Linked DNA regions of Homo sapiens: all the other regions are linked to region 3. Evidence: chromatin loops called from intact Hi-C (ENCODE). Cell type or tissue: PC-9. All regions are shown on one strand. Region 1 overlaps LOC105378250 (a long non-coding RNA gene). Region 2 has its middle 25 kb from the start of CALCOCO1. Region 3 holds the start of HOXC8 (homeobox C8).

The links. Peaks named below come from ENCODE experiments on the same cell type or tissue, not always from the same donor. Only the 100,000 strongest peaks of a DNase experiment are listed, where the experiment ranks them.
Region 1: a loop joins it to region 3, with 10 times the contacts of the local background. A loop is called at or near these places in 2 of 110 quality-filtered maps.
Region 2: it touches region 3 in a loop (5-fold over the local background); 3 of 110 quality-filtered maps call a loop at or near these places.

The regions. Positions count from the first base shown.
Region 1 is chr12:53,763,911-53,771,910 of GRCh38, forward strand. All of the region lies in intron 1 of LOC105378250 (a long non-coding RNA gene), which reads left to right. Among named protein-coding and RNA genes, the nearest start is that of CISTR, 16 kb to the left of the region's middle. In PC-9, a CTCF peak has its summit at 4,006; DNase peaks (open chromatin) are centred at 3,971 and 6,571; H3K27ac peaks cover 2,273 bases.
Region 2 is chr12:53,697,986-53,705,985 of GRCh38, forward strand. No RefSeq gene overlaps it. Among named protein-coding and RNA genes, the nearest start is that of CALCOCO1, 25 kb to the right of the region's middle. RefSeq lists an enhancer at 3,800-4,094. In PC-9, CTCF peaks have their summits at 3,992 (motif pointing right) and 4,192; no DNase peak of the experiment used is centred here; H3K27me3 peaks cover 1,713 bases.
Region 3 is chr12:54,001,524-54,009,523 of GRCh38, forward strand. It overlaps HOXC9 (homeobox C9), which reads left to right. Exons shown (of 2, transcript NM_006897.3): 2 at 907-1,814. The coding sequence ends at 1,151. It overlaps HOXC8 (homeobox C8), which reads left to right and starts at 7,462. Exons shown (of 2, transcript NM_022658.4): 1 at 7,462-8,000. The coding sequence starts at 7,762. RefSeq lists a silencer at 4,569-4,638 and an enhancer at 4,869-4,948. In PC-9, CTCF peaks have their summits at 4,605 (motif pointing right) and 4,810; a DNase peak (open chromatin) is centred at 4,598.

The sequences.
Region 1 (8,000 bases), 240 kb before region 3:
ATCAAAGGGGAGGAAGGGAGAAAAGTAACTGATTTTTGCTGTTCAATGTATCACATCACTTTTTTTATTTTTTGAGGGGGAGTCTCGCTCTGTTGCCCAGGCTGGAGCACAATGGCATGATCTTGGCTCACTGCAACCTTGGCCTCCTGGGTTCAAGCGATTCTCTTGTCTCAGCCTCCCAAGTAGCTGAGATTACAGGCACCCACCAACACGCCCAGCTAATTTTTATATTTTTCTTAGAGATGGGGTTTCACCATGTTTGGTCAGGCTGGTCTCAAACTCCTGACCTCAGGTGATCCACCCACCTTGGCCTCCCAAAGTGCTGGGATTACAGGCGTGAGCCACCGCACCCAGCCACACATCGCTTTTTAAATCTCTTAATCTTTTTTCTTTTTTTTGTTTTTGAGACGGAGTCTTGCTCCGTCACCCAGGTTGGAGTGCCGGGGCTTGATCTCGGCTCACTGCAACCTCCGCCACCTGGGTTCAAGCGATTCTCCTGCCTCAGCCTCCCGAGTAGCTGGGACTACAGGTATGTGCCACCACACCTGGCTAATTTTTTGTGTTTTTGGTAGAGATAGGGTTTCACAGGGTTAGTCAGGATGGTCTCGATCTCCTGACCTCGTGATCCGCCCACCTCGGCCTCCCAAAGTGCTTGGATTACAGGCTTGAGCCACTGTGCCCAGCCTAAATCTCTAATCTTTTACACCCTCCCTGGCTTTTCCCAGTTCTCGTTGTGATTCTGTTTGGAAAATCTAATTCTGATTCATCCTGGTAGCCCATCTAATTTCTGAAGAGCTCTAGAAGCAGAAGCCCAGGCTTTTCTGATTTGTCAAGTTGATAATCTTTTTTGGTGTGATAGAAATGTTAAGAATTTCCAAAATTGGATTCTGACTAAAACTAAACCTGTGAATGTGTCAAATCTTGAATGAAGAGATCCGGATTTGACTCTGCCATCTCTGAAGTTGTCCCAGAGAGACTCAGAAAAGCCACCTTATTCACAACCATTCCGAAATGACACCAGATAATAGGAAGTATGCGTAGCCTCTGGAGAAGCTTTGGATGTCTGATTATTTACCCAAATCATAGCACAATGGTACTAGTGTAGTGTCTGCATGTAGCTGGGACTGCATAATACGGAGGGAAGAAAGCAAAAATGTTTTGGTCTGCATCTAGATGAATTTTGTCTACATCTGGATAGATTTTGTCTACATCATTTTGGTGTACATTTGGCCTGTAGTGGATTGGTCTACATCAGAATGGGTTTTCTTGGAATTTGGCCTCTGCCCAGCTAGAATGAGGTTTAAGAGTTGCAGTGCTGGGGTGGTAGGGTAGGTAGGTGAATTGGAGGAGGTGGCTGTGTTTCCCCTTGGTCTCCTGAGCAGTTCGGGGGCTGTCATAGTTTTCAAGTTCAATACTTGGTTGAGCTAGTAATATTTATTGCAGAATTATAATTTCTAGCTTAGTGTGTGAACATAAAACAGTTTCTACCCTAAGGAGTTTTTTTTTTAGATAGGGAGACAAAGTATTCTCTCAAGTATCATTCAGACAGAATTCAGGACACAGAAAGTTCACAGGTGTGGGAGGATGCCTGATAAGCAGTCAGTTTTGTGGGGTCATTCTCAGAAGACTCCTGGGAGATAAGCTTGGATATTTATTTTCTTTAGTCTGAGCTAGATTTGGTTACCATAGCTTTCTTTCCAACCTTTTAGGGAAGCCATCTCAGCTTTACTTCTCTTTCCCTACGGAGAAGTAACACATTCATTGGTACTGAAATTGTTTCTTTCTATTTTCCTTTTCAGCACAGACCAAGACTGAGAATTATTATTATTATATTTTGGTATTTAGATTTGTATTAGAATCTGTAGTAAACATTTAACTGGATAAGTGCAGTTAAGCGAACTGGATTTACTGGTTCAAAGCATATGTAGAGTTTATTTATTTATTTATTTTTGTTTTTGATGGGAGGCATGGAAGGAAGGCCTAAGTGAGGTTTGATTTATTGGCTCATAGCAAAGCTTCTCACCACCATGAAGATGTAGACTGAACTGATGTTTCCCAGGGAAACCAAATCCCCATATGGAGCAATTACCCCCTCTTCCACGAAGGTTTCTCAGACTGACCTGAGGTGCAGGGAAGATACTCCCTAATCTTGCCAACACTGGAAAATGAAGCCCTTCCCACTCATATCTTCTGTCAACTATGATGTCATCTGGGATCTTGGCATGCCCTTGCCTCTGATATAAACACTTTTCTGTGTATTTCTGATTGAGGATTATACGTTTCAGTCCATGGTTTACATATCTTTTACTTATTTTGAGGAGTGGGGAAGTAGCCACAAAATCTCTTAAATGTAAGCTCCCAAAGAGGGGAATTCTTTATTTGCCACCATTTGTCTTGCATTGTGTGTGAGTGTGTGGTGATTTGGTGGTCGTTGTGGTGGTAATAATTTAGGGAAAAAAGACATTGCTTTTGCTCGAATTCCTTTGCAAAAGGAATCATTTTGGTGCTTGAATTTTCTAATTTGGAATTTGTCTTTGTATTCACTTACACTTAGTTGAAATCTGATTTTCAGTAGTTTGAATCCAGCCTTTGTCACTTAGAAACTTTCAGTGGTATTCACTTGAGGGAAACATCAAACCATATAGAGGTCATCCAATTTCTCACTGTAGACCCAATCCAAACTAAACAGAATGCATCTGTGAACTTATTTATAGACAGTACAGGACAAATGGTAGTAAACAGAGAAAATTCTCTTTCCTAGGAGCTTACAATATAAAAGTACTTCATGGACACTTCCCCATCCTCCCAAAACAAATGAAAGTCCTATTCTAAACAATATTCAACCATTTGATCATTGGAGCACCCCTCCTTTCTGCAGTCTAAGCTGAGATTTCTTTATTGCAGTTTGAGTATCACACCAGGTTGCCTAAAGCCAAAGTATTAGGTGACTTATTTTCACAATTAACTAAAGCAATGAAAGTAATAAAACTGTATTGTTTGTCAATTTGGTCATTGGACTTCAAGGGGATGACACTGGAGCCAATAGTGTCACAGATAACGTCCTTAGTCCCAGCCAGTTTGGGTTACTTCCTTTGCATTTTCACTTTGTGGTGTGGAAGAGACTTGGACCTGCATTCTTGTTTCATTATCTCTGTTGTCACCACATTGGGCTGTAGATCATGGGGTGCTTCCTTGGCTGTGGCCAGTTAACTCTATACCTCAGGCTTCAGCTGGGGAAGAAGAGGCAAGCTGAAAGTGTCATCAGGCAAGAGCTGTGCTACTTCGCTGCACCTAACCATCTACCACTGCTACCCTCTTCTCTAACCAGGCGTCTTCCCAGTGCAAAGTTCTAGGCCAGTGAGTTATGCCATTCTGTCCTAAAACCTCCTGTGCAAGAGACCCATATTCACTGCCAACCAATCCAAAGGAACGGGGAGCAGAGGAGGTCAGTCTGATGGAGAAGGCTGGACACATAATCAAGGCACAGACACTGGCAGTGCAGCAAGGAAACAAGTTAGGAGCAAATGGACAGAACTCTGGACAGTAATGAGGGGACGAGAGCAGGCAAAGAGGGCATAGCAGAGAGGTCAGATATCTGTAGGTGTGGTTAGATATGCTTCCTGAAGGAGAGTCTTGTTGAACAGTTTGGAAAAAGGGTGTTCTAGGCAGAGAGGGACTGTCCATGTGATGGTTGAGGTGATGATAGCAAGATGTTCGTATATGGGGAAAGATTGGTCCTGTTCAAGCAAAGAGCCACAGAAAAGGTTAATAATAAGAGTAACGGTTAGGGGAACAATGAAAAGAAAGATCTGGAAATACAATCTTAAAAGTTTGGATTTAACAGAGAGCAGAAAACTGCAGGTCTGGTAGGGAGAAGGTGTAGGGTGTGTGTGTGTGTGTGTGTGTGTGTGTGTGTGTGTGTTGCTTTCAATCCTTGAAGAACGTGTCATTTTCCAGAAGGAGGGTAGAGGGCACTCACACTTCAGTTATCTGCTGCAATGCAGCAATCATGGTGAATGTGATTTAGGGCTGTAGCCTGCTTTAAAGAAGGGCAGCACTCGGCCGGGCGTGGTGGCTCACGCCTGTAATCCCAGCACTTTGGGAGGCCGAGGCGGGTGGATCATGAGGTCAGAAGATCGAGACCATCCTGGCTAACAAGGTGAAACCCCGTCTCTACTAAAAATACAAAAAATTAGCCGGGCGCGGTGGCGGGCGCCTGTAGTCCCAGCTACTCGGGAGGCTGAGGCAGGAGAATGGCGTGAACCCGGGAAGCAGAGCTTGCAGTGAGCCGAGATTGCGCCACTGCAGTCCGCAGTCCGGCCTGGGCGACAGAGCGAGACTCCGTCTCAAAAAAAAAAAAAAAAAAAAAAAGAAGGGCAGCACTCTCTGATGGTTGCTGGGGTGAATCTGAGTGAGATCTGTGAGGATCTCATTGTTTAGAGTTACCAACGTTAAAGGCCAGGAGGGTGGATCAGGGAGTATAGCAGGAGGCTGGGATGCAGTCTTTGCCAACTGTAGGAATCTACTAGATAGAGTTCTGGTGGGAAAAATGGCATGTCAGCTAGGTTGAATTCAGGCCTTGGAAAATATATATCTGAAACCAGTGATTTCAGCTGAGATTCCTTAGGTTTAATCCAAATTTTCATGCAACGCCCCCGAATAAAATAAGGATGCTTTGAGGCTGCTTTGCCAATCCCCTTGTCTTTGGCCATATCTGGGGCTTTCTTCCCTTGGAAACTGAAATGGAAAAGTAATTTATCTTCTTCATGGATTTTCCTATACTGATAGCATGTTGAGAAAACTCATTATTTCTTATCTCAAGTTCATATTCTTTAATAACCTTAAAAAAGAACGAGGCAATCTAAAAATAGAAAGGCTAAGAGATCAGTGTTGATGCCGGATATCCATTGGTCTTTATGATTATTTCCATGAATGATTAATAAATATTAGAAATGCTCTAGTTGTCATGAGCTCAGAGCTAGACATGGACATGGGGCACACTAATACCTGTTTTTGATATTCTGCTAAGTAAGGCCTCTGGCTGTCAAGAACAACCAAACCAGACCGAGCAACCTCACGTAGCTCAAGTCCTTCTCCCCAGTATCACCATGAATTGTTAGCTCTGGAATGGGGTTAATCATATTTTAGAATGACTGACAAGCTGACATTTTTCTGGTACTGGGTTCTCCTGAGTTAAGGATCAGGGATTGCCATTCTCTGGCAAGCATCCCCCCACAGTCTGCTTCTGATTGGCAGCCAAGTCTGGGGAGCAAATGGCCAAGTGAATTAGAAAGCTTAAAAGATGTTTTGTTAAACCATCCTCATTAAACTGGCACCGTCTGCCTTCCTACTCTCCTTTGTCCCAGTTGGGGCTGTTCTTCGTGACAGATGTTTCCTAACGGTGTGTGCTGGTAGCATCTGGAATCCTTAGGTGACTGCTGAGGTTTGGGAAGGCCAAATCTGGAGGTATGTAGATTGTCAGGGAAATTGCAACCATTTTCCTGCCATTGGGCTACCATAAAAAAAAAATACCCGCTTCCCTTCCCACCACCCCATTTTCCTTTGGCCAGTGAAAATCAAGCTTTCATTTCCTTCTCTAGCACTTCCTAACCTGCACTGAAGATGGTTTTTTTCCTCTCAAGAATGAGGTAGTGAGTAGACAAGATTTGGAATATGATGAAAGAACAGTGTGATGGAAGAAGTCTCAGAGGGGTTACTTATGTTTGGCATCTAGAGATCTTTTATCCTGTATTTTCCACTAAAAATCAAGCAAAAGCCAATGGGTTAAAGTTGTGGGAGTAGGAATTATAATTAGATGTAAAATTGTGTCTATGAACTATTGGAATAGTTACAGGGATGCTTTGGAATCTCCTTTCTTGGCATCTAAAAAGATTGTCTGGAGAATTTTGGCACCTGATTGGATTAGAATTTTAGCAGGAAATGGTTAAGATGGAACTTTCAGATTTAATGATTTCTCTGCTTCCAGCTCTGGCCTATCAGTGTCTATGTGGGAGGAAAGAGAAGACATTGGCAGGGGATGACCTGGGCATAAGGGTAAGAACTGGTTCAAATCCTCTTTTAATAGCCATGCCCTTAGACTCCTTGTTCTTTGTGGAGACTGGGTGCCACAGTAGGAAGAACATGGGCTTTGACTTCATGAAGAACCATGTTCAAATTCTAACTCTTCTTTTTACTGGCTATATGATCTTGAAAAAGTTATTTAACCTCTCTTCATCTTCAAGATCAAAGAATAATACTTCTGTCATGGAGTAAATAGGGGTTAAATGAAATAGCATATGAACCTTGCTTGCAGCTCAACACATTCTGGTTCCTTTCACCCCTCTTTCCACGTAACTCTAATTCTTGCACATAATTCTATCCCTGGCATGCCATTTGACAGATATTTTGCTCTGTCTCCAGCCTCTGCACATCTTCCCCAATGCTTCTTAGCATTCAAGCCTAGAGCTCTGATTTATTAATTTGTGTTAGTCCCACAAAATGGCAATAACAGTATGTACTTTTTATAACCATACTAACATGAGTCAAGGTTGTGGTTTCATTCCAGGCATTTTTACTTGCTGACAATTTTGGTTGTAAATCAGAGACAAAGGAGTTCTATCTTCCCACCCACCTCTCTGATCTAGAGTTCTTGATTCAGGGCTAGATCATCTGGATAGGATTTCCTTCCAATAAAAAAATGATGGCAAGTTTGTTTATAAGATTATTCAGAGAAGAAAAATCCATAACCTTTACTGTTGGAATATTCTTGTTTTCCTCCCAACCTTTTAATTTGAAAAATATTAACCTACAGAAAAGTTGTAAAATAGTGTAATTAATACCCATTCATTTTTCACCAAGATTGACAAATTGCTAATATTTTGCCACATTTGTGTGCTCTCCCCTTCTCTCTCATATATATATATGTGTGTATATATACACACATATGTAAAGCAGTGCCTATTCAAATTTTGCTAATTGTCCACTGATTTTTTTTTGAGACAGGGTGTCACTCTATTGCCCAGGCTGGAGTGCAAGTGGCATGATCACAGCTCACTGCAGCCTCTACCTCCTGGGCTCTGGTGAACCTCCTGCCTCAGCCTCCCAAGCAACTGGGACTACTGGCACATGCCACCATGCCAGACTAATTTTTTTTTTTTTTTTATAGAGGCAGGGTTTCACCATCTTGCCTAGGCTGGTCTCAGACTCCTGGGCTCAAGTGATCTGCCCTCCTTGGCCTCACAAAGTGCTAGGATTACAGGTGTGAGCCACTGCGCTAGCTGAATAATTTGTTTTATAGTGAAATGTTTCTCCCTAGCCCTGATCCAATTGAAGTTTATGCACTGTATTTTGTTATCATGCCTCTTTATTCTCCTTTAATCTGGAATCATTCCTTAGCCTGTTGTTCATAGCATTCACAGTTTTGAAGAGTACTGGTCAGTTGTTTTGTAGAAAGTCACTGGGTCTAAATTTGACGGATTATTTTCATCATTAGATTCAGATTAGGCGTTTCTGGCACTTTTGGATTAGATAAGAACATTTTTAAAGACAGTGCCACGTAGACAGGGAACATGTCTTTCCCCTGCCTGTTGTGTTCTTAGCACCAAGCACAGCGACTGGCATATAGTAGGTGCTTAATACTTATTGAATGAATGAATGAATGACCTAAAACTTTCACTGCCATGTAGGTCCATTATTTTTCTACCTGAAGAGAGAGAGAAGAGCAGCCTTCTCCTAAATCCTAGTTTCATTTTTATTATAAATCTTTGGGCTGAAAAGGGTAACCCAAGACTTCTTTAATGAGACCACCGAGAAGGGAATATGAGGGAGGGACTATGGCCTGAGGGAAGCCACGGAGTTTCTGTTTACCCAGGGCGAGTGGTGGTGGTGTTCATACTGTGTAGAGACAGGGGGATGAACAAGGTGGTCCTCAGATGGAAGGAAAAATAACACACAGAATCCTAGAGTACCTGGCCTGTTTGCTTACTGAGAAAAATTAGTCA
Region 2 (8,000 bases), 300 kb before region 3:
TACTGCCAAGGAATGAGCTTAGAGACAGTTGGCTATGTGTAAAACACTGCCTCCAGATGCCCGAGGATGGTTGGAGTCCCCTGTCCTCATCTCTGTTGTCTTCTTCTTGTTCTTCTTCTTGTTCTTCTTGTTCTTCTTGTTCTTGTTCTTGTTCTTGTTCTTCTTCCTTCTTCTTCTTCTTCTTCTTCTTCTTCTTCTTCTTCTTCTTCTTCTTCTTCTTCTTCTTCTTCTTCTTCTCCTTCTTCTTCTTCCTCCTCCTCCTCCTCATCTTCTTCTTCTTCTCCTTCTTCTTCTTCCTCTTCTCCTCCTCCTCCTTCTTTTTTTTTGAGATGGAGTCTCGCTCTGTCGCCCAGTCTGGAGTGCAGTGGCGCAATCTCGGCTCACTGCAACCTCCGTCTCCCAGGTTCAAGCGATTCTCCTGCCTCAGCCCCTGGAGTAGCTGGGATTACAGATGCATGCCGCCATGCCCGACTAATGTGTGTGTGTGTGTGTGTGTGTGTGTGTGTGTGTGTGTATTTTTAGTAGAGATGGGGTTTCACCATGTGTGTATTTTTAGTAGAGACGGAGTTTCACCATGTTGACCAGGCTGGTCTGGAACTCCCGACCTCAAGTGATCCACCCACCTTGACCTCCCACAGTGCTGGGATTACAGGCATGAGCCACCGCACCTGGCCTCATCTCTGTCTTCTGATAAGACACTAACATATAGAAACATTCATTCCAGGTTGGGCACAGCCTGCCTGCATATCTTATTGCCCCCTATTTGAGTGGGGGTTGGTTGGCATATAGGCTAGGTTAAAGGGTGATGGGGAAGAGGAGGCAGAAGTAAAGGTGGTGAAGTGGAAGTGGTAGCTAGGAAGACATTAAGAGTGATAATAAAAATTAGTGGACCCCCTTCCTGTTGGTCTACTGCTTTCCCATTTTATTTTATTTTATTTTATTTTATTTTATTTTATTTTATTTTATTTTATTTTATTTTATTTTATTTTATTTGAGATAGAGTCTCACTCTGTTGCCCAGGCTGGATCAGGGCTCACTGCAGCCTTGACCTCCTGGGCTTAAGCAATCCTCCTGCCTCAGTCCCTGGAGCAGCTGCATCCACAGGTGCATGCCACCACACCCGACTAATTGTGCTTTCCCATTGATGCCTCACAACAACCTGAGAGGTAGGTTTCATGTCCTCCATTTCACAGAAGAAGAAACCAAAGCTCAGGTTGGGAGATACCCAAGGACAATTAGGTGGTAAACAGAAGAATCAAGATCTGAACCTGGACTGTCTTCATCACCTGAAGCTGCCTGAGAAGGAGTTCAGGGTCTCTAAAGTAGAAGCCAGGATGACTAATAGCTCCATATAATTCATCTGGGTTCATAAGAAAGTGAGGAAGTCTGTCTGGTAAGAGCTTAAGAATTTTGAGAGAAATTTTACTAGAAATATTTATCTCGTGGTGATTGGGTCTAGGTAGTCGGGTAGTTACTATCATTGCTGGGATCTACCTCTCCCTAATCATTTAGTGAACATTTATTAAGCATCTACTATGTGTCTTCTTTTGATTGACCCCACCCTCCCCTTTCTCCACTTCCCCTACTGAGATGGGTACCTAATAGAGTTCTCAGGTCCTGGGCAGGGGTAGAGGCCCAGGAGAAAAGGAAGGTGTGGAGGTGAGAGCCCCCCATAGCCTGCACAGTGCCCAGAGGCGGCTGCAGCGGTGGCTCCAGATTTATAGCTGCCCCGGTACTGATGCAATAAAAGGAAACGATCCTTTTCTGTACTAATTTCTGTGTAATTAGATCTCTCCTGGCATGGAAAGTGGGGAGTGGGGGTGGCCAGGAGGGGAGGGTGCCAAGGACTCTTCACAGAGTCCTCCTTGGGAGGAGGGACTGCTGGACACACATGGCTTCACGTGGGGCTGGTTGGACAAATGGATCTGCACACACTGTGATGCACACAGGAAAGCAAGGAGGTGGAGGAGTCTTGATATGTCAACACACTTGTGTGCAGGATGGGGACAGACAAACCTGGGATCCTGCACAAAGATCCTGGAGCCAGAAGAACTAACTCCCGGGTAGTCTGTACACACAGAAGATATTGAAATCCTCAGAGGAGCTGCATACAGATTTCCCTGTACTAAGCTAGACACCAAGACCCCAGACCCTTGTTCAGAGAGGCTTGAACAGCAGAGAATTCCTTCAGATTCATCCACATTTACATCCACAGATACAAAACAATATATACATACACTTGCAGGAATACATATACATACATACACTTACTTGCATGAAAGCACATACACACCTCTCTTAATCAAATGCAAAAATTACAAAGTCTACACTTAATAGGAACTCAGCAAATGTTTGTTCCCTCTTCCCATCCTCATTGCCTGCCCACCTCCTATAGGCAGGAAACTAAAGGATAAAAAAAGCTCTTTCCTTAAGTAAGGTTTTCTTTAAAATACTTGAAGATGGATACTATGAAGCCAAGACAAAGATGAATCAGACAAAATCAAGAAAAACGTGGGGATGGTTAGTGGGGGAATGATTCTGGACTCTTTCCTCTCTTTTGGGAGAACAAAATCTCAGAGAGGAAAAGAACACCATTGTTATTATTACTACGCCCTTACCCCGACTCATGGTGACAAACAGTTACTATGGGTATGGCAGTAATGCCGTTTGGAGCGACACTTCTACCGAGCTAAGTATTCATCATGCACTTGAGTGTGTTTGTGGAGGAAGCTCAGAAGGCCTCTTATCCAATCTCCCTCTGCAGCCTGAATCTCTTTCACAGTCAGCCTGCTGGGGAGCCAGCCAGCTTCAGCTTCAGTACTCCTGCTAAAATGGAGCTCTTAATAAGCAGTCTGCCCCTATCGATGGACAGCTGCAGGGATTAAAATATTCTTTGGTGCAATTGAAATCTGTTTTCTTTTAAATTTCAGAATATACTATTTCTAACTACCTGTCATATCTCCTTGAGTTATTCTAATGTTTGAATACCAGTTCAATCTAAGCATTAATTGTCCCTCTACATTAGCAATAACAATTAGATACCCATTGGGAAAATCAGGAGATTTTGATCTCCACAGATGACTGTCATGTACTTATCTTAAACCCTTGTTCTAATGGGTAATTCCTGATTAACCTGAGTAATGAAAATGTATCACAAGAAAGAAAGATTTGTCATGCCTTGTTATCACTTCATAAGGCCATCTTTCTAGATACCTGCCATAACATCAGGATATTTCCATCCCAATAAAACATGATCATGATGTGCTTGGCTAATAAAAAGGAAAAAAGCCGTGTGTTAAAAATATGTTTAAAATGATTTGCATGAGTGGTGTAAATATAAACCACCACCATCATCATTGTCAACATTATCCCCAGTTTATTTGCCTTTTGAAATCCCTGCCTGACCTTGAGGGTGGGAGGTTGATAAAGGAAGAGGGAGGCAGAAAATTAGCATCTATTAAATGCTTATTATTGCTAGGCACTGTGCTAAACACTCACAATAACCCTCTAAGATAGGTATTATTATGCTCTTACAGATGAGGAAATTGGGCTCAAAGAAGTTCAGGAACTTGCTCTAGGTCATACAGTTAGTAATCACAGGATCAAGATTTCAACCCAGGTAAGTGTAATTCCAAAGTCTGCACTCTTTCCCCTACACCTGGACTGGTTACATTTACTTTGACCTCAGCAGTGCCTCACTGAGTGGATCTATGCTGCTACTGATGTGACACTGGTCAGGAGACATGCTGGGCTCAATGATCCTTCCTAGACACCCAGAGTCCCAGAGGGGAGCCAGAAGTTCTGAACCTGACCTTTGGGGCTTCTGTGTTCAGTCACATTACTGCCTTCACCCAGGAGTGCCCACACGTAATCATGGGCACCGTCATTGTTGTGTGCAGTGTCACATCCAACACGCATTTGGACTCACACAGGCTGGCTACACCTTCCCATCTCCCAGGCGGTGGTGTGTGCAGCCAGCAGGGGTCGCCGGCACACCAGGAATTACCACTTTCTGGGTTTGTCTCCTGGCCCAACAGGATGGAAATGTTCCTCTTCCTGTGTTCTTCTAAAATCTTACATTAATCCCTTGCCTTCCCCGCCTTTCCCTCCTATCTCCTCCTATCCCCACAGAGCCAGTAGGTTTCTTACGACAAGCTGGGTAGTAGTAGCCCAGTAAGTAACACCCTAAGCTGCTGAACCCCAACCTAGACCAGAGATCAGGGATTCTGGCAGCCAGTTCTGCTTCAGGAATGGCCAGGGAGCTAAGAAGCCTGGAACACCCAAGCTTCTGGATCAGCCTTGGCTGGGGAGGACTCTCCCTCCTCTCAGTGCTTCCTCCAACTCATCTCAGCATCTGCCACTGTACCTGTCTTGACCATTCTTTCCTGTCTCAACGTCCATGTAAGCATCTGTCTCAGGATCTTCGGACCCTCAAGGCCCTGTAGCTCCCTCATCTTGGGAGGGCCTAAGAATGCAGGAGGAGGCAAATCTCTAGTGATCTGTGGCCAGGGGTTTCAGAGGAGAAATCATGGTTTGGGTAATACAGGGGAGGGATCCAGGTACCCTGCCTCACAACAGTAAGTGGGGGCCAGTCATTTGCTATCTGTAGGAAAGGAGTCCAGACACTGTCTGTGGAGGTAGCTGTGTCTGCCTTTTGGGAGGGACATCTCTTTTCTGCACCTCGTCTCTCCCCTGCTATAGCAACAGTGCCTCAGCTTTTCCATCCCCCCATCTCTCTGTTGACCCCCTCCCCTCAACTCCTGGAGCCCACTGATTGGCGGCTGCCTGCTGCAGGGCCAGCTAGGTTTATGGCTTTGCGGCAGCTGGGGAGAAAACGAGGCCAGAGACAGAAAAATGGAAACCTATCAAGAAATCAAGGATGGTGAGAGTAAGAGAAAGAGAGTCAGAGATAGAAGCAGAAAGACTCCAAGAATAATAGAAACAAAAAATCAAAATGATGAGAGGCACAGACTGAAGCGGAGACAGATACAAAGAAAATTGTAGAGATACTGATAAAAGATGATGAAAAGGTGATAGGGATGGGGAGAAGAGGGAGAGAAAAGCACAGACAAAACCATTAGGATAAATCCTGGGAGTAGGGATGTGCATGGCTTTCTAGGGGGACAGGAGTTGCTGGTAGTAGGTAGAGGCTGAGGCTGTCATTTAGGGACTCCCAGAAATCATTTGGTGGTACAGAAGAGGCTGGAGGATCTTGCAGCCAGTCCCAGTTCTCTCCACACCTGTTCCATGTCCATTTCCACACCCTCCTCCTGGAGTTGTTTTTGTTTGTTTTAAGACAGAGTCTCTTTCAGGCTAGAGTGCAGTGGCATGATCAGGGCTCACTGCAGCCTCGACCTTCCAGGTTTTAAGTGATCCTCCTGCCTCAAGCCTCCTAAGTAGCTGGGACTACAGACATGCACCACCATGCCTGGCTAATTTTTATATCTGTGGTAGAGATGGGGTTTCACCATGTTGCCTAGGCTGGTCTCGAACTCCTGACCTCAAGTGACCCACCTGCCTTGGCCTCCCAAAGTGCTGGGATTACAGGTGTAAGCCATTGCGCCCTGCCTCCCTCCTGGAGTTTTAAGGCTATTGCAGGTCCTCCTTAAGGATGACCCATGACCTAGTATGGAAGGATCTTGTTCCATGTTCCATGAAATGCAAGGGAAAACTGAGGTCTGAGATTTGGGAGGAATTTTAATATTAGAGCTACCCTTTTTTGAGCATGAAATAACTTGCAAGGTTGTTAGTTCTCTGTCATGGCATCTCATTTGACACATATCGCTTTTACCTTATATTACGGTTATTTCTCTGTATTGTCTTTTTGCTAATATATAAGCTCCTTAACAGCAAGATCTGTGTCAGCCCTTCTTTGTGGCTCCCACAGTGCCTTGTTCTTATTAAGTGAACCAATGAATGGCCCCTGGAGATGTTTAAGCAGAGGTTGGATGACTACCAACGAGAGATGTGGTCCAGGGAATTTCTTTACTGAATGAGTAACTGGAAATATATCTCTAAGAGCATTTTTGGTTTTGAGGTTCTGTGAGCCCATACATATGAACCGGGCTTTCCTGGTTCTTTCCCTACTTCTCCAAATATGCAGAGGTAAGAGGAAAAGTGGGAAACTCAAGATTACCAAGTACCTACCATGTGCCAGGCTTTGTACAAGGCATTTTACACATCTGATCTCATTCAATCTTCTCAATAACAGGCAGGTGTTAGCCACAGTTTGCAAAGAGGGCTTAAGATAGATGAAGTTTATATAGGGACATAAAGCCTGGGTGATTTCCATAATACCATGTTTCTTATAATTCGAAAGATTTACATAGTTTTAGAAAGGAGGAAAGGCAAAGAGGGAGTTGAGAAATGAAAGAAACAGGGAGAAGACATGGCTTCTAAATTCAGGGTTGGGAGAGAGATTCTGGACTCCAAGCCAGGAAAAAAAAAATCTACTTTTGTAAGTTAGAATAGGACATCTCTGCTGTCATGCGAGTATCAACAGACTTGGGGAAAGAAAAAGCGCGAAGGACCACGACAGGGGAATCCTGAAGATGGGGTATTGAGGACTGAAATCTTTTTTTAAAATTCCAGTTTTTAAAAAATAAATAGGGATGGGGGTCTCACTATGTTGTCCAGCCTGGTCTCAAACTTCTGGCTTCAAGCGATCCTCCTGCTTCAGACTCCCAAAGTGTTGGGATTACTGGTGTGAGCCACTGTGGCTGGCCTTGAGGACTGAAATCTTTGGCCCTGGGTTATGGGACTGGCAGTATGGGGCACAGAGGTGCAACAAAAATGCAGTCTTGGAGATTTCAGGCATTTGTTTTCCAGCTAGGAAGGATATTGTGAGTCTGAGGTGATTAAAGAACATTTGGGAGTCTGGGCATGTCCAGGCTGTGGAGGTCCTATTCTGTGGCAGGGCTTAGACCAGTGCTGTGCAGTAGAAATGTAATATGAATCAAACACATAATTTTAAATTTTCTAGTAGCCACATTAAAAAAAAAGGTAAAAAGATCCAGGTGAGGTTGGGCGCGGTGGCTCACGCCTGTAATCCCAGCACTTTGGGAGGCCAAGGTGGGTGCATCACGAGGTCAGGAGTTTGAGACCAGCCTGGCCAAGATGGTGAAACCCCGTCTCTACTAAAAATACAAAAAAATCAGCCAGGTGTGGTGGCGGGCCCCTGTAATCATTCCAGCTATTCGGGAGGCTGAGGCAGGAGAATTGCTTGAACCCAGGAGGCGGAGGTTGCAGTGAGCCGAAATCACACCACTGCACTCCAGCCTGGGCGACAGAGCGAGACTCTGTCTCAGAAAAAAGAAATTAAATGCTAACATTTATTTAAGCCGTATATCCAAAATGTTATTATTTCAATCTGCAATCAATATACACTTACTGAGCTATTTTAGGTTTTGTTGATACTAATTCCTTGATATCTGTTACATAATTTACATTTATATAATCTCAATTTGGACTAGCCACATTTCAAGGGTGGCTGGTGCAGCTGGCAGCTGCCCTAGTGGACAGCACAGGGTTCAGCTTTACATTTCTTCGAGTGTGCCTCACATCTGGCTAGCCAGAGGCAGCAAAATCTTTGATGGGGCAGTCCCAGACATCTCGGTTCCTACCCTTCATTTTTCTTATACTTTGGTTCAGAAGCCCTTGTGGCTTTTTTCTCTCTCTTTTTTTTTTTTGGCATAGTCTCACTCTGTTGCCCAGGCTGGAGTGCAATGGCATGATCTCGGCTCACAGCAACCTCTGCCTCCCAGGTTCAAGTGATTCTCCTGCCTCAGCCTCCCAAGTATTGGGATTACAGGCGCCCACCACCACACCCGGCTAATTGTTGTATTTTTAGTAAAGATGTGGTTTCACCATGTTGGCCAGGCTGGTCTCAAACTCCTGACCTCAAGTGATCTGCCCGCCTCGGCCTCCCAAAGTGCTAGGATTATAGGTGTGAGCCACTGCACCTGGCCTTGTTTTTAAAAATAGAGATGATGTCTCACTTG
Region 3 (8,000 bases):
TGGGGGGCAGGTGGGAGCTGCAGGGCCAGAAAAAGGGGAAAGAAGGAGAAACAGCAGGGGAGGGGGTGCAGACCCCTGGGTGTGAGGAAGTGTCTGGGGGAGTCCCAGGAGGGGGCTGCAGGAAATCTTTTCCTCCAGCCCCATAAGGGGCCAGGGCCTAATTATACTCCTCTGAAGGCTTCCCTCCCTGCCCTCAGCTACTCCCATAAACCTGAAATTGGAGGCTTGGCTCCTGCAGAGCCTGTCCTGGGGCTGGCAGGAGGGGGGCACTGGAGGCCAAACAGGAAAACTAAGATATAGGGGAGCCTGTCCCCAAGGCCAGCGGCTCTCTGGGGAGAGGAGAAAGACTTTTCCCGTCTCAGCATCACCCTGAGAATTCGCCTCAGCAGGGTTGAACTCCAAGCGGGAGGATGGTGCTGCAGAGGGTGGTGAGGGGTTTAGGGATTCTCAGGGTCAGGAAGCAGAACTGCTAAAATTTCAGGACTTGGTCGTGGGCTGGGAGGATGGGAGGGGGCAGAGGAGGAGGGAGGTGGGGAGGAGAGAGACCTTGCTATAAAAATAAAAAACAAGAGAGAGAAGCGTTTATGGGCCTATGAAACGGTTGGGAATTTGGACTTTTTATGAGGATATTCTCAAATTACTACTCTTGAAGCTGAGGACCAGACTAGAGGGGCTTTGATAGCTTTGGATTTCCTACAGTTTTAGGTGCTGGAAACTGAAAAGGGGGAAGCTGGGGAGGGGACAGAATGCAAAACGAGGAAGGAGGAAAATTCCTAAAGCAAAATGTGTCCAAATTCAGGTTCAGTTATTGCATTTGGGGAGCCTGGCTAAGTCTAGGGGTAGAGTAGCAGAAGTCCTGGGCTGGAAAGGGGCTCCACTGACCCCTGCTTGTGTTTGGCCCTCCAGGCAACCCCGTGGCCAACTGGATTCACGCCCGCTCCACGAGGAAGAAGCGCTGCCCCTACACCAAGTACCAGACGCTGGAACTGGAGAAGGAGTTTCTCTTCAATATGTATTTAACCAGGGACCGTCGGTATGAGGTGGCCCGGGTTCTCAATCTCACCGAGCGGCAGGTCAAAATCTGGTTTCAGAATCGAAGGATGAAGATGAAAAAGATGAATAAAGAGAAAACCGACAAGGAGCAGTCCTAAACCCTACCCAGCCTGCTGCCTCAGCACAGCCAAGGGAAAAACAAAAACCCCACAAAATACCCCAACACAGGCGGGGGAGAGACGAAAAAGAAAAGGAAAGAGCAAGATAGACAAAAGCCAATCAGCTTAAAAAGAAAAACAAGGAAGGGGAAAAGAAAACTCTTGCGATTTGGGAGGGTTCAGTGTTGAGATATTGGTGTTTTAGAGTTAGTTCTACCCAGCGAGGAGGAGGCGGGGAGAGAAACTGCGTTCTCTTTCCCCAGCGCAACCGAAATAAATGACACATACAAATGTGATTTTTTTCCTCCTTTCTTCAGAGAAGCCAGTACTTGAATCGCTATATTTCTATTTTTTTTTCCCTGTATCGTATTTGGTCCAGGTCATCCCTCCCCGGGCCTGGGGCGCTCTGCGTGCAGATTTTGTACAAAAAAAAAAAAGACACACACACATACATGATAATGATTCCCAGCCCAGGAGCTGAGGGGTGAGGGCTGGGGACCATGCCGCGGGCTAGGTCGGGCCCGTGCAGGCCGGCGCCTTGGGCTGTACATAGTGTTCCCTCTCATCCCCAGGGTTCGTCCCCAGCGTCCGTCCTGTAACGTGCTTCTGTTTGTTATGGTAGAACAGCCCTGTGTTAATATATTGAAGTCACTTAACCAGAAACCCAACTGTATCCAGTTCTCGTTATTTCTCCTCCCTGTGGTTCCCAGTCTGCTGTTGTGGAGGAGGCAAGTGCTCAGGTCATCTAGCGGAGGCTGGAGCCAGAGAATGGGCTCCTTCTACCTTGGAAGGGCAAACGTCTGCTTCTGCAGCTGCTTCTCTCCAGTCAGGGAGGGGTGGGGGGTCTCTGGGGGTGGGGTGGAGGCTGCTGAGGCCCAGGCCCAGCTTGTGCTTTCCCCGGCTGGCTGCCTACAAGTTTCCTGGTGGCTAGATGGAGTGCGCGGGAGAGGCACGGCATGAATGGCTTTCCTTGGCTGTAATTAATTGTAATAATTTATGAGTACATGAGATTGGAGGGAAGAGATAGGTGAAGATGAAAGTTGGGTGCTGGGTGAGGGCCCAGGCTGGATTCTTGCCTGGCGGCATTGGTGCTTTGGTGCTTCCAGGGATGGCTGGGAAAGAAGGCTGGGAGGGGGCGTGTGACTAGGAGGAAGGCCAGGCAGGCCTCAGGGAGCAGGACAGGCACTGGGGACTGCAGTGGAAGAAAAAGAAGAAAAACACAGTGAGAGAGAAGAGATGGGACATGGAAGGAGAGAGGAAAGAAAAGAAGGAAGAAAGGAAAGGAAGGAGGGAAGGAGAAAGATGGCAAAGCCAATACAATCAGAATTAGATGTAGTTTCTACTTCTCAATGCAGTCTCAGCTCCTCGATCCCCTTCTCCTAGTTCTTTTCTTCCCAATCTCTGTCTCCCCTACTCTGGTGTTTAGTTTGAATGTTTGTCTGGGGGTGACTGGGTCACGCTGTGCAGCTGCAGCATTTCTGGGGGATGGTGTGCCCAAGGCCCAAGGAAGCTGGCCAGAGATTAGCCAGGAGTGGGGTGCTCCCTGGTGGCCGTGGGACCCCAAGCGCAAAGATGTGGGGATGTGTGTGTAACAGTCCGGTGGGGCTGATCGGCTGTACTGCACCCCAGGGCGCCTTCCTAGAACCAGCAGTTTTAATCTGCTAATCAGAAGCAGACACAAGCTGCCGGGTATGCCTCGGCCCAGCGCCCCCTTTCTCGGAAATCCCCCAATCTGGAAACTGTTAAAATCAGACTGCTTGAAATATAGTCATTTAATATCTCAAGCTGCCCATTCTGCCAAAGGTGCAGGGTGTCGCTCTGAATATTTGGGGAGATACTCCGTGAAAAAAAATAGAGACCCAGCCCATGTGCTGCTCCCCGTAGCATCACCTTACAGGATGGTGAGACACTTGTAGGGACCAGCCCCTTCCCCATCATTTGAATCTCCTACTCTCTCCTTCTATTAAAACTCCAATGTCGGTGGCTGGAGGAGGGTAGGAAGGGGTGAAAATTTTGTTTCGATAATACTGGGGGGCAATCAAGTCGCAACAAGGGACTTCGCAGTCGCTGAAGCACCAGCTCCTCTTTCGAGCTTAGGAGACCGCCTCCCCAATTCCAGAAGCATTGTTTTCTTGGTCCATTTGAAAGGTGTTTTGCCTATAGTTTTTCTCCTTCCTCACACCTCTCTTTGGCCATTTTGCTGTTCTGGAACTCTGACTCCTGTTCCCCACCCAGTGGAGGCCAAGACACCCCTCTCTCCCCTGGTCGGGAGCGCTGGGATGCGGGCTTCTCTCCCAGACCGAGAGCGGCGTTTCCGGGCTTCCACCCCGCCCCTGCTCCCAGGCCCTGTCGCCTCCCCTCAGCGTCCATCAGCGCGGCCTGCTTCCTGCAGCCGGCCTGAGCGGCCTTACTGCGGGCAGGAAGGAGGGCCGCGGGCTTGGAGGACCCTGAGGAAAGCATGGGATGCAGAACAGGCCCACCCGGCCCGGCCCACTGTTCAATCCCAGCCCAGCCTGCAGGTCAGGATTGGAATCATTTTTTATTCGCTATCATTTACGAATTAACAACACAACACGCATCTGGGGAAAGAAATGAAAGCTGGGGGTAGAGAGGGGCTAGCAAACGCCCTCTTCCCCTAATCTTCCCCTCCCACCTCTCCTCTGCTCCTTTGTCAGAATCACAAAACCCTAAAGATTGTTCCACTTGAGAAGGCAGCGGATAGGTACATTTCCGCAGCCCCGAAATGCCACTTTTATGGCGCTGTTTGTCTCCCTGTTCTGGGTTCTCAATGGGGCCGAACAAAACAGCAGCGCGGAGCTGGCTAGACGTCTGGGCTTAATTGTTTTATGGTTTAAATAAGGTGGACACTTTCCTTTGAAATCGGATTATAGGAATGTTTTGTCTATGGCCCACGGAGAACAGGACCTCACTGGCTGAGAGGGAGAGGTGGAGAGCGCGCGCGCGAGAGGGATGGGCTACAAACCAGGGGTCAAACAGCCTGGAGAAGTCCGAGTCCCACCCCAAAGTCCTGCAGGCGGCGGCGGAATAGTCGGTGCGGGGCCAGCATCAGGGTAAGAGGAGGGAGGACTTTAGGGTGCGCGCCGCGGGCAAGCCGTCGTGGGAGCCTCGGAGCGTGCATCCGCGTTCGCGGAGATGTTCCAAGCCCAGAAATGCGCCTGAATGGGGGGAGATCGCGGCAGTTGCTTTGCTTAGAGTCTCTTAATTGGAGAAGGGAGGGTAACAAAAAGAGAAAACAGTGTGGAACCTTTCACAAGGTTTTATTTCAAGAACTTAGAAAACAAAAGAACAGCAGTCCTGGGGCAACTCCCAGGGAATCTCTCTCTTGAGCACCCATCTGGAGGTTCCTTCCTCCCACTTCCCACCTTTGGGGCAAGCCTGGGACCTCTTGTTAGCTTTTTCCCAGCCGGACTGCATTGGACCAAATGGACGCGAGGTGGCGCTGTTGCTCAATGTTAGAGGCGGCGGTGCCCCGGGCCGCCCTGGCCGCACTGACATTTGAGGCCCGGCCCGCAGCCGCTGCAAGAAGGCCCCGCGCCTCGGCCGGCCCGGCCCCACTGGCTCTGAGCAAATCAATCCTCTCACCTGCGAGGTGTAAATAATTCGCGAGTGGCAGCGGGAGATGGGCCCTCGATCTGGCAGCGGGCTCGGAAGGCTCAGGAGGGCAGGCATTAAAAATAATCGCTTTGTGGAGGAGATAAGTGCAAAGCAGGCAGCGCGTAATTAACACAAAAAGGCAGAATGACCCGGACAAACGAACATAAATCCGTGGTACCTATGAGGGCGGTGCAGGCCTCGGGGAGAGGGACAGAGACGGCCTCGGCGAGGATGGCTGCTTTCGGTTCCTTTATTTCCAGGCTCGGGGAGCGAAATAAACCAGATAACGTGTAAAAGAAAGCAAACAAACAAATGAAAGAACGGTGAGGGATCCCCAAAAGGGGAAACCAAGTCCGGCCAGGGGTTGCGGGACTGGTGGGCTCTCCGGGCAGGCGGCGGTGGCGGCACACTCGGGACAGTCGCATTCCAAGACACAAAGCCCCGGAAGAATAGCTCTCTGGCAGGGTTTTCGCTGGACCATAAAATGTCGAAATATCCCCCCACCCCACCCCCTAAATGATAAGGCGCAGGCCCCAGAGCGGATCCAGCCCTCTGGGCCTCCTTTTTCCAGGCTGGGAAGAGAAAGTATTTATGACAGTCTCCAGTGACCCAGATGCTGGGAGCCCAGAGTCCACTCTGTTCATCGCAGCACCCGAAGAGCAGGCTCAGAAAAGGCAGGGCTGGAGCCAAGGCTGAAGCGAGCTGTGGTACGGGTAGAGACGCCCTGTCCTGACCCCTACTGTTCTGGACCCTAGGGAGGCCTGCAGCCCTGGCACAGCCCTCTTCTGACCCTTCCCTCGTGCTGCTCCAATGCCAGAGTTCTGGGTGTCTAAGAGTTTGGGCAGCTCCTGAGATGGGGGTGGGATTCCCCAAATGCAGGGGATCCTGGAGGGAGCTCTTGCTGCCTGCACCAGTGAATCTCCTTTGGGAATTTGACAGAGAGTGGCCATTTCCCCAGCAATTACTTAGATAATAGGGGGACTGGGTTGGGTGGGAGGAGGTGTTCATTCTCTCTAAACCATCCTGCCCTGAACCGCCATTCCTTCTTCCATCTCCAGAGCTGGGCTCCGGATGGGGAAGGAAAAGGTCTGGTTGCCTAACCACCTCCTTCCTCATCCAACCCTGAAACCCCCAGGATGTGGAAGAAAAACAGGTAGCATTTTGCTTTCATAATGCAAAGACCTAAAGATGCATCTGTGTTTGTCAGGCATGTATGCATGTGTGCCTGGGTGTGCACATGTGCGTACAGTGTCTGTGAGGTGGCAGGGATGCTTCCAGGCATGTGTGTGCTAGTTTACACTGAGCATGGACTTGATGTGTCTCAGGGTGAAAAGTAGCACGTACAGTGTGTGTGTGTCCTGAGTGTGCTCTAGGATTTCCTGGGTGTAACAGCCTCACACCCTGGTGAGGGAGAGGACTGGAAAAATAATTCTTACTCATCTTTTTCATTCATATGCACACAGCATGCATGTATTCTCACCTTCTCCCTTTTTCTCTCTGTCTGTGTTAAGCCCAAATCACTGTACACACTTATGGCCAGAGAAGGGTGCTGATGGACTAAGGTTCTTTAATCCATTAGAATTAACTTGAACGTATTCAGTCTTGGGGATGGGGGAACCCTCCAGAGAAAGTGTGGATAAATATTTAAAGAGTGTCTGTTGATAGTTCCCATCCACATCCTGGCCTGGGCAGCCTGCCTGGGGAAGAGGGAGCTGCAGTGAAGCCAGGGGCCCCACCAGGCTGAGCTGGCATTTCCTATGGCATGGGGGTATGTGGGGACAAGTAAGAGGCCTGCTCCAGTCCCCTCCAACTCAGATGCAAATAGTCTCCTAAGAAGAAATGTCCTGAATCAGCCCAGCTAGAAACCAGGGACACACAGCTGCCCTTTCCTTTTAGTCTCCATAAGCAGCTTTGCTCTCAGAGCCCCTAGCCAAGCTTGTGGCCATTGCCTGGGTTTCCTGCTCCATGCAGGGGCTCGTGTCTGAAGGGGCAGTGTGGCCCTGACTGGGTATATGGAGTTTTCCCCAGCCCCACCTCCTCTGACCCTCTCCTCTACCCATAGCAGGTAGCAAGAGAGTCTCCTGGATCTAAGGAAGAAGACAGAACAGCTTCGGACCCTGGGGAGGGGCCAGGGGATGGAGGGTCTGATGCCTGAAGTATTTGGGAGTATGGTGTGCTTGTTCCTCCTCAAAGTCTCCAGACTTAGGGACCCCCTAGGAAGCCCATCTTTTGGGTTAGGGGCCCTGCTCTGGCTTGCAGGTATTCATCCCCTTGGAGGTCTTATACCTGTTGAGGTAACCTGGGTTGACCTGCTGGCTCAGGTATCTCTCTCTCTCTGAGAAGAAGGAAAAGAGAAGCGAGGCTGGGGGCGAGAGGCACCTTCACATCTAAATTCGTACCCTGGAAAACTGGCCCCAGCCATTAGCTGGGGCTGGCTCACCACCCCCCTACACACACCACACACCCCCATCCCTCCCCCTCTCCTCCCCTCCCCTTCCTCCAGGTCCCCCCAGCCCTGTACCCCTCAACCCCCGCCATCTCTCTCTCTCTCTCTCTCTCTCTCTCTCTCTCTCTCTCTCTCTCTCTCTCTCTCTCGCCTGTCTTCATGTCGTGGATTGATGAACGCGAATCGCGTGTAAGCGCCGCCACCGCCGGGAGTCTGAGGAATTCGCCTGGGCTGTTAGAGGAAAGAGCTAAGTGAGAGAGCGCGAGCTCTACCTACCGACAGTGAGGAGCGCCGCCGCCGCCGCCGCCGCCCGCTCGCCGCCCGCCGCCGCCGCCGCCCGCGCCCCAGCCCCGGGAGCTCTGCTGATCCGGCCGAGCTCAGCACCGAGGCGCCCCCCAACCTGCCCAGCCCCCAGCCCACCAGCCCAGCCCAGTCCCGGGGAGCCAGCTGGCCTGGGGTTCGGTCCCGGGGGGAGGGGAGTTTCGGGGGTACTGGGCGGGGTACTCGTGAGCCAGAGGGGAGGGGGCCGCGGGTTTTCATGTACCCAGCATGAGCTCCTACTTCGTCAACCCCCTGTTCTCCAAATACAAAGCCGGCGAGTCCCTGGAACCGGCCTATTACGACTGCCGGTTCCCTCAGAGCGTGGGCAGGAGCCATGCGCTGGTGTACGGGCCCGGCGGCTCGGCGCCCGGCTTCCAGCACGCTTCGCACCACGTTCAAGACTTCTTCCACCACGGCACCTCCGGCATCTCCAACTCAGGCTACCAGCAGAACCCGTGCTCGCTTAG